Linked DNA regions of Homo sapiens: regions 2 and 3 are each linked to region 1. A link is a contact called in ENCODE Hi-C or POLR2A ChIA-PET data. All regions are on one chromosome and are shown on one strand. The core of a region is the stretch at or near the end of the contact, and the rest is flanking DNA. Distances in the headings are between cores, read along the strand shown. Region 1 holds the start of CUL4B (cullin 4B). Region 2 holds the start of TMEM255A (transmembrane protein 255A). Region 3 has its middle 78 kb from the start of CT47B1.

What was found. Hi-C counts contacts between places; a loop is a spot of excess contacts on that map. ChIA-PET counts read pairs that join two places held with the same protein, here RNA polymerase II (POLR2A). Pooled maps may share reads with other maps.
Region 2: a loop to region 1 is called in a map with no recorded cell type, with 7 times the contacts of the local background. The contact joins the promoter of TMEM255A here to the promoter of CUL4B in region 1. A Hi-C loop is called at or near these places in 11 of 37 single-sample maps with no recorded cell type and 10 of 50 pooled maps. POLR2A ChIA-PET finds 5 or more read pairs at or near these places in 6 of 52 experiments (HEK293, OCI-LY7, activated B cell and 3 more).
Region 3: a loop to region 1 is called in a map of endothelial cell of umbilical vein, with 9 times the contacts of the local background. The contact joins the enhancer-like site here to the promoter of CUL4B in region 1. A Hi-C loop is called at or near these places in 1 of 168 maps with a recorded cell type or tissue (endothelial cell of umbilical vein) and 4 of 50 pooled maps. POLR2A ChIA-PET finds 5 or more read pairs at or near these places in 2 of 52 experiments (HEK293 and activated B cell).

Annotation. Positions count from the first base shown.
Region 1 is chrX:120,559,712-120,563,845 of GRCh38, reverse strand. It overlaps CUL4B (cullin 4B), which reads left to right and starts at 2,884. Exons shown (of 20, transcript NM_001079872.2): 1 at 2,884-3,763. The coding sequence starts at 3,208. RefSeq lists silencers at 2,235-2,284, 2,585-2,664 and enhancers at 2,045-2,929, 2,638-2,932, 2,930-3,815.
Region 2 is chrX:120,309,460-120,313,593 of GRCh38, reverse strand. TMEM255A (transmembrane protein 255A) reads left to right here and starts at 2,133. Exons shown (of 9, transcript NM_001104544.3): 1 at 2,133-2,342. The coding sequence starts at 2,285. RefSeq lists an enhancer at 4,117-4,134.
Region 3 is chrX:120,795,735-120,799,868 of GRCh38, reverse strand. No RefSeq gene overlaps it. Among named protein-coding and RNA genes, the nearest start is that of CT47B1, 78 kb to the left of the region's middle. Within about 2 kb of position 2,413, at least 2 of the 41 ENCODE cell types and tissues checked have a DNase peak (open chromatin) inside an H3K27ac peak, as active enhancers do; they include endothelial cell of umbilical vein, where a contact is called at or near this core.

The sequences.
Region 1 (4,134 bases), core at 1,635-4,134:
TTATGTCCATTCCCTTTCAGTTGCACTAATATTTGTAATTTTTTAAAATGGCTAGCACTTCATATACCCTCCTAAAGATTTTAACTACATGAATTAGAACAACCTTGTTCATTAAATCCTGAAAATGAGTCAGTTAATCCTCCCTTATAAAGACACAGCATTATTTTATTCACATGCAATGAAATACTCAATTCAATAAGCATTTACCCTGCATTTACAGTGGTTCAGCATTTTGTGAACTGTGAGACACGATAAAGGAAAGTTCAATGTATTAAGGTGTCTTTCCTGGCCTTAAGAGTTTACTGTTTCTATTTGGGCAGCAAGAACTATATGGTAGGCCCAGCACTTTGGGAGGCTGAGGCAGGCGGATCACTTGAGGCCAGGAGTTCGAGACCAGCCTGGCCAACATAGCAAAACCCTGACTCTACTAAAAATACAAAAAAAATTAGCAGGCGTAGTGATACATGCCTGTAGTCCCAGGTACTCAAGAAGGCTGACGCACAAGAATCGCTTGAACCCGGGAGGCAGAGGTTGCAGTGAGCCAAGATTACACCACTGCAGTCCAGCCTGGGCGACACAGCAAGATTCTGTCTTCAAAACAAAACAAAATGAAAAAAACTATGTGGTATATTCAAAACAGATAGGAGTGCTTCCATCTGTCTCCTTTCAGGCCCCCATCTCCCTTCTCAGCGGTTCTAAGTTCCATTAGAGCCTTGCTTTCAGCAGGCTGTCATCAAATAGCAATGATATTGTCTAATAATGCCAAAGGTTGATTTGCATTTTAATCAGGGACTTTTCAAGACACAAAAACAAGTGGGCCTGTTTAAACAAAGTTAGAAAGTTGATTTATTTGCAGGGTTCTGATTCACCTATCACAAGGTATACCATACAAGCTGCTTTTACTCCACTCACAATCCTGTCACCCCTGGTTTGTAAAAGCTCTGCTTGCTGGATTGTCTCCCTGCTATCTATGATCGCCTACAGAGTAGACTCCAAATTCTTGGCTTGGTGTGCCAGGCACTTTTGAGCCTCATCTTCCTTACTCCCAGCCAGACATCCTACTTCCCAGCCTCACTGCACTTTCCATGTTTCCATAAACAGGCCTGGCCCTTTCACTCCTTGCTTTGCCCTTGTTTCCGTTCCCCAGAATGCCTTTCATCCTGTTCCCTCTTCTCTTTTTGGCAACTCCCACTTTGAGACACAGCATAAACATAATCTCTGTAGAACTCTTCCTATTCCAGATTTCTCCCAAATTTCTTGTTTTGCCTCTTCTGACAGCACTTTGTATATATGTCATATTATTGTTATGGAAATTAGTTTTGAAACTATCTTCCCCTACTGGCTTCTCAAGGGCAGAGACCTTGCATAGTCTTACCATACATGCTAACTGAATGCTTTTGCAGTTAGAATGATCAACAGGTTGGCAAATTTAGTTTTTGATATTGTGTTACCTCCCTCTGAGAATGCCCCAAGGTTAAGTAAAAACTCCCAACAGGGAATTTACAAGGTTTATTGTTGCTAATTTAACCAAACTTAAAGATTTTTTAAATCAATAATCAATTGTAAAGCATGGGGTCATGAAACACATTAGTAGAAAACACTGACTTTTGCCGATATGGTTCTAAAATGTCTCCTTTGGGACAGCGTGTAAACTGAGATTTGGCAAAAGAAGGAAGTGGGTCTTAGCTTTGTTGGGTCTATAAATTACTGAGTTAAGGACTGATAGAGTGGGGGTTAGGACGATCCTGGGCATAGTGCTGGGTGGGTGAGGGGTTAGTTACCTTTCCATTTCTTCGCCTTAGAATACACACTTAATTTGGCCAGCCAGCTTAGAAAATGCTCCTGGTAGTAAGATAAAAGGATTTACAGCTACATGAAAGAGAAAGGCATCAAAATTCAGGCCTTATTCAGCCTTGGGTCTGTGGTGCCTTGAGATAAAAGAGAAACAATTTATACCGGCACCGAATTAAAAAGTCCTTTTCTTCCTATCTTAGCTCGTTTTCTTCTCCTTTCCTATCTTAACATAGGGACATTCCTCTCCAGCAGCGGGCATAATGGCATGATTATGTTTTCCTCTATTTAGGGTTACTCCCCTAGCCTTGCAACCACTCCTTATTCTTTCATCTCTTTCAAAGTTTCTATTCTCCCGGACCCTTACGTTTTATTCCGTCCCTCCCTCTCTCCTCCTCTTCCTCCTCCTCCGTTTTCCCAGCTAGCTCACTCCGCCCCTCGCCGTCACTACCTTCCCTCCCCCGAGGCTCCTTCCCGCTCCTCCCGCCACCCCCCCCACCCCCTCGCCTTCAGAAAGCTCCAATCAGGAGCTCCGAAGGTGTCTCGAAGGCCCGCCCCCTCCTCCTATCCACTTTTCTTCCCCCCAATTTCTCCCTCCCCCCTTCCCCCCCCCACTCAAGTCCTGCGGACCTGGGGGCTTCGGGATCTGGGCGCTATGAAAAGTGTCTGCCCAGTCACTTCCGGTAAGGGCGCTGCGGCGCGAAGCTTCCCGCGGGACCGTTAAGGAGGGAGTGGGAGTTCCCGGTGGGCCAGGGAAGGAAGGCGCTGCCAGGAAAGGGGATCGCGAAGGGGAGCGGGAGCAGGAGCGAACTAGCGCGAGCGTCTGGGGCACTTTAGCCGCCCCTTTCCAGCCGCCCCCTCACGCGCGAGCTCCCCCGCCCCCCGGGCGGCTGCAGCGCTTCCCTCACCCCCACTCCCTGAGGTTGACACCGCCCCTCCCTCGGCGCCGCGTGACCGGAAATGGCGCCATCTTTAGCCTCTTGTGCTATTGACAATAACAAGCCCTGGTTCTTTCCCCCTCCCCCTTTCCCCCAACCACAGCCTCTCCCCTCCCAGGGAGAGGGAGAAAAGGAGGAGGAGCTGCAGCCTCACAGACTCGCTGAGTCGCTCCTGCAGAAAGGGGGGGAGAGAGATCGAAAAGCAGGGGAGGGGGACGGCACGGCCGTTTACCTGTCTGCCTCCTCATTCGCTCTCCCCCCTCGTTCTGCTCACTCCTGGTGTCAGCCTATCCGCCTTCCCAAACCCTCCCATTCCCCCGGTGTAGCCCCCCCCTTCACTTTCCTTCTCGTCCTCTGTGTTTCTCCTCTCTTCTTTCTTCCCTTCCCCCTCTAGCATTGCTACCTTCTCTCCTACACGCACGCAGGCATATAAACGTAGGTTTTTGATGCTCCTCTGCCTGTTGACCCCGCTATTTTCATGTTTCCAACAGGTTTTTCTTCCCCCAGTCCCTCAGCTGCTGCTGCTGCTCAGGAGGTCAGATCTGCCACTGATGGTAATACCAGCACCACTCCGCCCACCTCTGCCAAGAAGAGAAAGTTAAACAGCAGCAGCAGTAGCAGCAGTAACAGTAGTAACGAGAGAGAAGACTTTGATTCCACCTCTTCCTCCTCTTCCACTCCTCCTTTACAACCCAGGGATTCGGCATCCCCTTCAACCTCGTCCTTCTGCCTGGGGGTTTCAGTGGCTGCTTCCAGCCACGTACCGATACAGAAGAAGCTGCGTTTTGAAGACACCCTGGAGTTTGTAGGGTTTGATGCGAAGATGGCTGAGGAATCCTCCTCCTCCTCCTCCTCATCTTCACCAACTGCTGCAACATCTCAGCAGCAGCAACTTAAAAATAAGAGTATATTAATCTCTTCTGTGGCTTCGGTGCATCATGCAAACGGCCTAGCCAAATCTTCTACCACCGTCTCTAGCTTTGCTAACAGCAAACCTGGCTCTGCTAAGAAGTTAGTGATCAAGAACTTTAAAGGTAACCAAGGCCAAAATCCATAATCACCTAATAAGGATTTGACACTCGAGGGGTCACGTGCTCTATTTATGTTAATATATTAAACAGTTTGGAGGTGGCCTAATGTTTTATGCATAATCAATGAGGTGGAGGGGAGGTCCTTTTTTGGTGGAGGGTTCATTTTCCGGGGGTGGTTAGGATCCTTGTGCTGAAGCATACACCGGGTGTTTCTGTGCAGTATTTTGAGGTCTTTTTCAACCTATTGTATTTAATCTGTTATTCCTTATAACACTGACAATCGGTATGATTGATCCGGATTTTGCAGGTGAGAAATTTGTATTCTAAAGAGGTTTATTTATTTCAGGTGCATAGCGAGCCTTGGCATTGCTGGG
Region 2 (4,134 bases), core at 884-3,383, 250 kb after region 1:
CTATAGGGGAGCCAAGAATCTCTAAAGAAGGTGTCATATAGTCTTTAGAGCCTGTATAAAAACCTCTTTTCTTTCAGGCTACTTTCACAGAAACGAAATATGTTAATTAGCAAGCACTCCTGAGAAATCAGTGCTGGTTGCAGGAGTCCTCCACATTAAGTATGAGATATTTAGAATGAGAGGAGAAAGAGATAAGTAAACAGGACTCAAAGACAATCATTGCAGAAGTATAAATACAGGATTTCTCTCTGCCTTTGTGGAGCTTATAGAGACCCTGACACAAGCTAAGCAGGCTTAAGACACACACATCTACAATAGTAGGCATCTTGTCTCTATCTAGGACATATATCACAGATTTCTAAACCACATGTATAGTGTAGGGTTGCTAATAATACCTGACACAGCATTCAACGTGGCCCCTGGGGTGCCCAAGTTCTTTACAAAGGGCTTCCTTTTTAATCTTCAAGAAACATATTTTCTTCCTTCAGAAGATGGGAAAGGGCAAGGGCCTTCAGTCCCATTTCCTGGATAAGAAAAACAAAGCTTTACAGTAGATTAGCAAGGCAGATCTGGAAAGAGCCAAGTACTCTTCTTCATCCCATTGACTCTTAGAATAGTTTTATACTTGATTTGGTTTGGGTTTTTCGGGGAACATGGAGAAAGGATTGCAGCAACCATCAGAAGGAGGTGGTTGGAAGGAGACCTGGCAAGCAGAGCCTGGGAGCTCCTCAATGGGACAGTATGGGCACCTCCAAATAGGTATATTCTCTTAGCTATGTTAGGCTTCCAGGGCTGTTCCCAGAGGGAGGTGGAGTCCACTGTTACCCGCTTCCTCACCCTCCACCTCCCCTGGCCACCAGATAGATGTCTTGGGGGCACTCCAAGGAGGCCTCATCCTGATCTGCAGTTGTTTTGAGAACATTCAAACCACCTTTTGGTCCAACCACAAGGTGCTTCAAGCCCAATATCCTAATGGGGTCCAAAAGGATAGGTTCGAGAAGGATTTGGCTGTCTTCCAAGATCAATGACATTCCCACCTCATCCCCAGTTTCCCTTAGTAATCCACAGTGGATCTGTCAGCCATGACTTTACTTTCACTCTTTCCAAAGCTACTTGCATTTTCATCTTGCTGCATCTTTTGGAGCTAATGAATTCCTTAGGTTTTCCATTTGCTATAGAGAATAATAGTTCTTTTCAGTCGCCATAGCAAGAACACTCACCTTGGAGTCCAACAGATCTAGGTTCTAGCTCTCACTTCTGCCACTTACTAGCTGAGTGGGCACAGGATATTTTCTTCCCTTCTCTGAGATTCAGTTTCCTCCTCTGCATAATGGGGTTATTGATAACTCCTCTTCCTCCCTTGCATGGCTGCTATGATGATAAAATGAGATCCTTGTTATAAAAGCACTTGAACAGTACAAACTGGGGTTCTGGTGCAGAGTTATACTTTAGCTGAATTTTCTAGCTAAAGATTGGGGGCTGTTGGTTCTAGAATTCTCAGGTCTGGTGAATAAGGCTGTGCTCCTTCTCTCCGTCTCTGCATAATTTTATACACTCTGGTCACATCACTTCCCAGCCTTCATCGTTCTAGACTAAAGAGTCTGCGTTTGTTTAATCTATCTTCATATGTCAGCCACCACCCTCCCCCCGCCCCACACACACCATCCCTTTGATTATAGAGTGGCCCTTCTCTGGATCATCTCCAGCTCCATTATGTCATTCTGGAAGCACTAAGACCAGACCTGCTCAAGTGTGTGTGTGTGTGTGTGTGTGTGTGTGTGTGTTCCTCAGCTCTGAACCTCTGACTCTGACCCCCTCCCCAGTTATAAATCCTAGAACAGGATAATTACCCAAGACCCTGTCCAACTATAGAGAAGGTTGGTTGGCTTCATACTGAAGCCTCCCCCTCTTTCTCTGCGCAGCCCTGGCCCCAAGGGGCTAAAACTGCTCCCTGTCTGGCTTGGAAGGCTGGGAGGTGGATAACTAGGATGGGGAGACTGAGGGGGAGGGAGGAGGGGGGGGGTCTTGCGCAAGCGCACGCGGCTGCACGGACCGCCAATGCTGCTGCCTCCCAGAGCAGAGGGAGGCAGAAGAGGAGGGAGGGAGAAGAGTGGAAGGGAGGGGGAGGCGGCACTTGGGCTGCAGCTCGCAACCAGAGGCAGTGTCTCTCAGCTCTCGGAAGGACCGAGAGAGGCAACCGCGGAGTAGGATGCTCTGCGGGGCGCCCAGAGCCGGGGGCGCTTGAAGCAGCTTCGGGGACTGGGGCAACCGGGCAGTTTTCACCATGCATCAGTCCCTGACTCAGCAGCGGTCCAGCGACATGTCCCTGCCCGATTCCATGGGTAAGTCTAGCGGCCCTTCCTTCGGGCGGCGGCAGCAGGGGTTGAGTGCCCTGGCCTCTGGACTGTGAACGCCCCAGCTGCCCCAAAAGCCGGAGAGCGGGAAACGGGGCATGGATGGGGTGGTCTTCGCGCCCCAGCGTCTGGGTGGTGGACCAGAGTCCCAGGGGAGCGGCCTGGCTGCAGCGGGAGCGACGTGCGGAGATCGGAGCGCCAAGCTTGCGTCGGAGTATCTCTGCCCCGGAGTGCGGGTGTGTGCCTGTTTGTGTGCGTGTGTCTACAGACTTGCAGTCGGTGGTAAATCCCAGCAATCTGAGGATCAAAACACTTCCCTGCAACCTGCGCCTTCGCTTTCCATTCGACACTCCCTCTTTGCAAAGTCCTGGTCACTTCTAAGAGCTCACGACTAACGACAATTAGAAGCAGGGTCCTCGCCCCCTCCCAACTCTCTTGAAGCTGCCCTGAAATTTAGAGATGCAGTTGGGTGGGGGCCTGACTTGCACCTCGCTGATTGGGGGGGGGGGGCGGGTTGCGCAACTCTGGGGGATGGGCGGGGGTGAGAAGAAAGGGGGGGATGAGGGGAGGGGAATTCCTGAGGAATCACTCAAGACAGCCCAGCCCTGCCCTCTGCAGCGGCGGGATCAACATTCTTTGAATTTGATTGTTACTCTGCTCCAAATGCACGGAATGTGCATGAGTGTGAAAAGGGAGTCAGGGGCAGGAGTGAGAGCGCGAGAAAGAAACATCCAGCGCGAGCCCGCGCATCTTCTGAAGTCGCGCTTTTCCTCGCAGGGCGGAATGGAGGGGGAGGGGCACCCTTCGACTCCTTTCCTTATAGAAACTGGGGGACAGCTACCTTCGGGCACCAACTTGGCTGCCCCTCGAAGCTGCTTTTTGGTAGTTACAAAAAAAAACAAACCCAGTCCCCCTCAGCTGTTAGGCACCTTCCCAAGCCCTGTGATTTCACTGGGCGGAGAAATTAATTTGGAGCCCTGGAGAGCGGGAGGGGATTGTAAAATCATGATCCCACCTAATCTTTTAAAATTCGCCTCGGATACACTTCAATCAAATCGAATTCTCTCTTTCCAACATACTTTACATTCTGCAAAATCCCTCTGTCCCGCAGTTCCTGCCATCAGTCTGCTCAGGTCTTCTCCGATGAATTTGCGGGAACATCTCGAGTGGAGGGGGCAGGGAGAAGATCGAACCCCCTATATAATCTCCCTACTGCCCGCAGAAGACTCAGTGTCAACAAAACTCGTTCACCGGAGGGGCCCCAGAAAGTGTTATCTCCTGGATGGTGGAAAGATCCGTATCCTCAATGGTTTTGCATATTCAGTATAAGAATTTGCTTTTTCATTTTTAAGGGCGTAGTTATTTACAACGGGGTACAAATGAGGCCAAGGACTTGGTCCGAATCCCGAGCCCAGCAGTACCAGACTCCCCCTTACTCCCAGCTCGCGCGCGCGCACTCTTTCTCCAACACACACACCACGCGCACACACATACAGAGGGAGAGGGAGAGAGAGAGAGCGCGAGAGCGAGAGAGAGCGACAGCGAGAGCGAGAGAGAGAGAGACAGAGAGGTGGGAATGCACTGCTTACCTTGGCCAGCTGTGGCGCCAACAACGCAGCCCTGGCTCCCCGACGCCAAGCTGTTGCGCTTCGCGAGGGAGGGCAGAGTGGAAGAGTGCTGGGGTTCCGCAGCGTCCATTCCCGCTGCGGACGACAACCACCTAACCACCTGCAAATCAAGCCACAGCGCCCCGGGCCCGTCTGCCTTCGGGGAGTGGGCT
Region 3 (4,134 bases), core at 1,164-3,663, 240 kb before region 1:
GCTGTATTAATTTCTATTCCTACCAACAGTGTGCAAGCATTCCCTTTTCTCCACATCCTTGCCAACGCTATTATCTCTTGTCTTTTTGATAATAGCCATCGTAACAGGTGTGAGGTAATATTGCAGTTTCAATTTGCATTTTCCTGATGATTAGTGATGTTGTGCACCTTTTCATATGCCTGTTTGCTATTTATGTGCATGACCAATATTTTATATATTTGTCTGATGTTACTTCCTCACATCCACATCCCCAGCCCAGTGAAGGACCAAGGATAGGCTCCTGACCCAAGGGCCACCAATCTACATTCTGGCCAGTGATCTAAAACAGAACCAGGTATAAAAATATAAACTAGGGCAATCAGATTCTCTCTCAGGAATTTGCCCTAAAAATATGAGGTGGGGGGGAAGAGAAAGAAAGAGAGAGAGAAAGAAACAGGGAGGAAGGGAGAGAGAGAAAGGGAGAGAAATGAAAGAAGTAGGAGCTGAAGCTGAAAGAATACCTAGAGAGGAATATGAAAAAGTCAGAAATATAAGGGAAAAGATAGAAACCTGAAGGCTTGATAGGCCATGCAAACCAAAATTATAAGGGAGCAGGAACAACAAATTAAATAGGAATTAGGAACTATCCAAAAGCTAACCTGGGCAGAGGAAAACACTTAAGGCAGTCAGTAGTGAGGGGGAAGTAGAGCTGAGCCATTTTAATGACAGAACTCTAGGGTGAAAAGTCTTAGAACCCTGCTGAGGTCCCTGAAGCTGCCATGAAGCCAAGTACAATTCCCATGAGGTCCCTCTGCACTCTGGTTTCTGACTTTGCTTCCCCTGAAACCTTTCTTTCTTACTGCTCTTTAACAATACCCCACCACCCCTTTACTTGAGATGACTCGAAAGTGTCTCTATCACTTGCAAACAAAAGAGCCTAATAAAAACAGTTCAAATCAAATATCTGGCTTCTGAGATGTTCATTACCTGGCCTCACCATGCCTTTACAGTCTTCCAGTCCCACAACCCCTCAATGAGAATATCCCACTTCAGAATATCGACTTTGCTAAACCATCACTGCCTATTCTCTGTGTATATATACGGCAGTCAGTTTCTGTCTCCATACCTTTGCTGGCACTTCTGCCACATATCCCCTTACTTGTCTTCACCCCACCAAGTTCTAGTCACCCTTTAAGCCCTGCATCCTCTTGGAAGACTTTCCTAGCTTTGCCATCCTGACATTGCTTCTCCCTGCTCTTCCCCTCGAATCCCTATAGACTAAATTACACAATCTAGCATCTCATTCTGTGCAATCTGCCATCTCATTCTACGCTGTCTTGTTTTTCTCTATTTATGCCAGGTTTTCTATCTCCTCAACTGGTTCTTGAACTCATGAAGAGCAGGAATATATTTCATATTGTTTTCAAGTGCCCCACTGTATCATTATTATTATTCATATTATTATTAACAAATGTTATCAAATATTTGTTGTTTGAGTGGTATCAACATGGAGCACAAACAATCCAACAGGCATATCATAGAACCTCATTACTGCAAAACAATCATTAATGAGAAAACTACACTAATAGGGCCCATGCTGAGTGTGGTCATTGAGGTGCTATCCTAAGAGAAGGGCTGAGCTCAAGGGAAGGCTCCCCTCAGACCCATGGGCCCTGTGAAAGAACCACTTTTTATTTCCTCCAGCAGGGGAGAGAGAAAAGGAAAGGCCTGAGACCTGGGAATGTCAACTAACTGCTTGATATCATGAGAGAACTTACAGCCTACTCTAGGAAAAGCATACAATCCTGACCTCAGCCTTCTTTGGAAACAAGTACCTCAAGGCATAAGCCAGGGAAATGTCAATCTTTCTCCCTTCATCCTGGCAGCTTAGGTTCTGGTTGCCCCTCCTGGGGGAAATGCTCTGGCCCCTCCTCTGAGAACAGCTCTCTTTCTAGGCCAAACCCAAGTCACCTTTGAGAAAAGCCACCATTCAATGTGGGACTTTTAAATATCAAGAGATGCCAAACAGTGCAGAAATCAAGAACTTTCCCTTAGTCAGAGCACTTCCATGCAAGAGGAAAATATGGCTCTACCCAGTGTCATTTCCAAAATTGATAAGGGACCCATACATACATCAGCAGTGCTATTTTGACACTCCATTATGAGTCATAAAATTTCTATTCAACACCCACTTCCTGAGCCCAGGGTATTATTTATTCCAAGGAATTGGTAAGAGGTCTCAACTAAGTGCAGGATAATCTGCTTCTGAAAATCACAGTTAAGAAAAGGGCAAGTTTCTTGTCATCCTCAGAAACTAATATGCAAAAAATAAATCTGACTAAGAACATGTGGGTGGGAAGGTACACGGGAAAGAGGATTTAAGAAAAACTTCACCCATCTTACCCACTCAAAAGCTATTGCTATGCTGCGCCTTTCTTTCTTGGTTTCCTGTTTTTGCTTACAGCAGATAAAACTTGATGGCAATGATCTTAATCTTCTCTGTCAGCCTTCCAAGCTCATTATGGGGAGGGGAAGGGCAGAGATTGTTCCTGTCTTCAGGCGGGAAACCAAAGTTCAAGAAAATGGACTCCAGCAGCAGATGGAAAATGCAGATAGTTCCCAGAGGCTGCTGTGCATACATCTGGAATACCTCCAGATCTGAGACAGAGAAGGAATGCTAATAAGAAATCTAGTTGAAATGAGAACACATGGACACAGGGAGGGAAACAACACACAATGGGGCCTGTCGCGGGAGAGCAGGGTGAGGAGAGCATCAGGAAAAATAGCTAATACATATGGGGCTTAATACCTAGGTGACAGGTTGATAGGTGCAGCAAACCACCAGGGCACATATACACCTATGTAACAAACCTGCACATCCTGCACATGTACCCTGGCACTTAAAATAAAATCAAAAACAAAAAAGATATGTAACTAACCTGCACATTGTGCACATGTACCCTAAAACTTAAAGTATAATAATAATAAAATAAAATTTTTTTAAAAAAGAAATCTAATTGAATATCCGAGAGTGTTCCCTGACCTCATGAATCTGTAGGTGAAAGATGCCAACAAACTTAAAGGGGATTTTTCATTTACTTGGCTGGCCAAGGGTTTGAAATTCTAATATTAAGAATTCAGTCATTTCATTTATCCTTTCCTATATTTGTTTCTTTTTCTCTGGAGTCTTCTTAAAAGGGCAACTACTCATAGGAGGGATTATACACACTCACTAACATTTTAGTGTGATTTAATCTGTCCAATTTTTTCACTGGGTGTATATGAAGAAGAAAGGAAGAGAGAATGTATGCAAAAAAGTCATGCTTTCCTGCATCCTAAAAATGGATTCACAATCATCTCTGCCAACTCATGAACATCAGAATGGGTGTCAGAGGCTATAAAAACCTCCATTTCAGACAATGTCTTCTTTTGGTCAAGGGGCCTGAAAGCTATTGAGTCCTTATGTGTTTGGGGGACAGTTCATTTAAAAAAGTCTAATTAAGAAGTCCTCACAGTGCCACCTCCTCCCCATCCAAAACCTACCACTACACCCCTTAGCAAAGATTATCTGAGCCTCCATGGCTTTACTTGTATTCCCTCAGCCTAGAATGCTAAGTCCCTACTCATTGCCTCAGTAGTAGCTGCTCCTTTTGCCTAGAAAGCTATTCCTCCTGATCTTCACATAAATTACACACTCCTGTCTCAGACAGGCCTTTCTTATCTAACGCATGTCTGCTCTAGCACATTGACAATGTATTTTCTTTATAACCCTTGTCAGCACCTGGTTTCATCTCATCATATTTGTCTCTTACTTGTTTAATGTTTTTGCCCCTCCATACCACCAACTAGAATTTCATGAGGGCAAGAATTGTATCTATTTCATTCACAGATGAGTCTAGAAAAGTGCCTAATCCGTAAGAAACCATACATATTTGTTGAATAAATGACTGGATAGATGAATGACTGAGTCCCTACACTCCACCCCAACCATAACTGAATGCCGCATTATTATATTTTTTAAAATATTGCTCAAGAGGGCCATTCCCAGCAAGACTCACCACTAACCCATTCATTCATAGTAGAAGGAGCAAGCACCCTGGTGATTCTTCATACCAAGCTCCCCTGTTCTAAGTACTGTCTGCCTGGGTATGACTT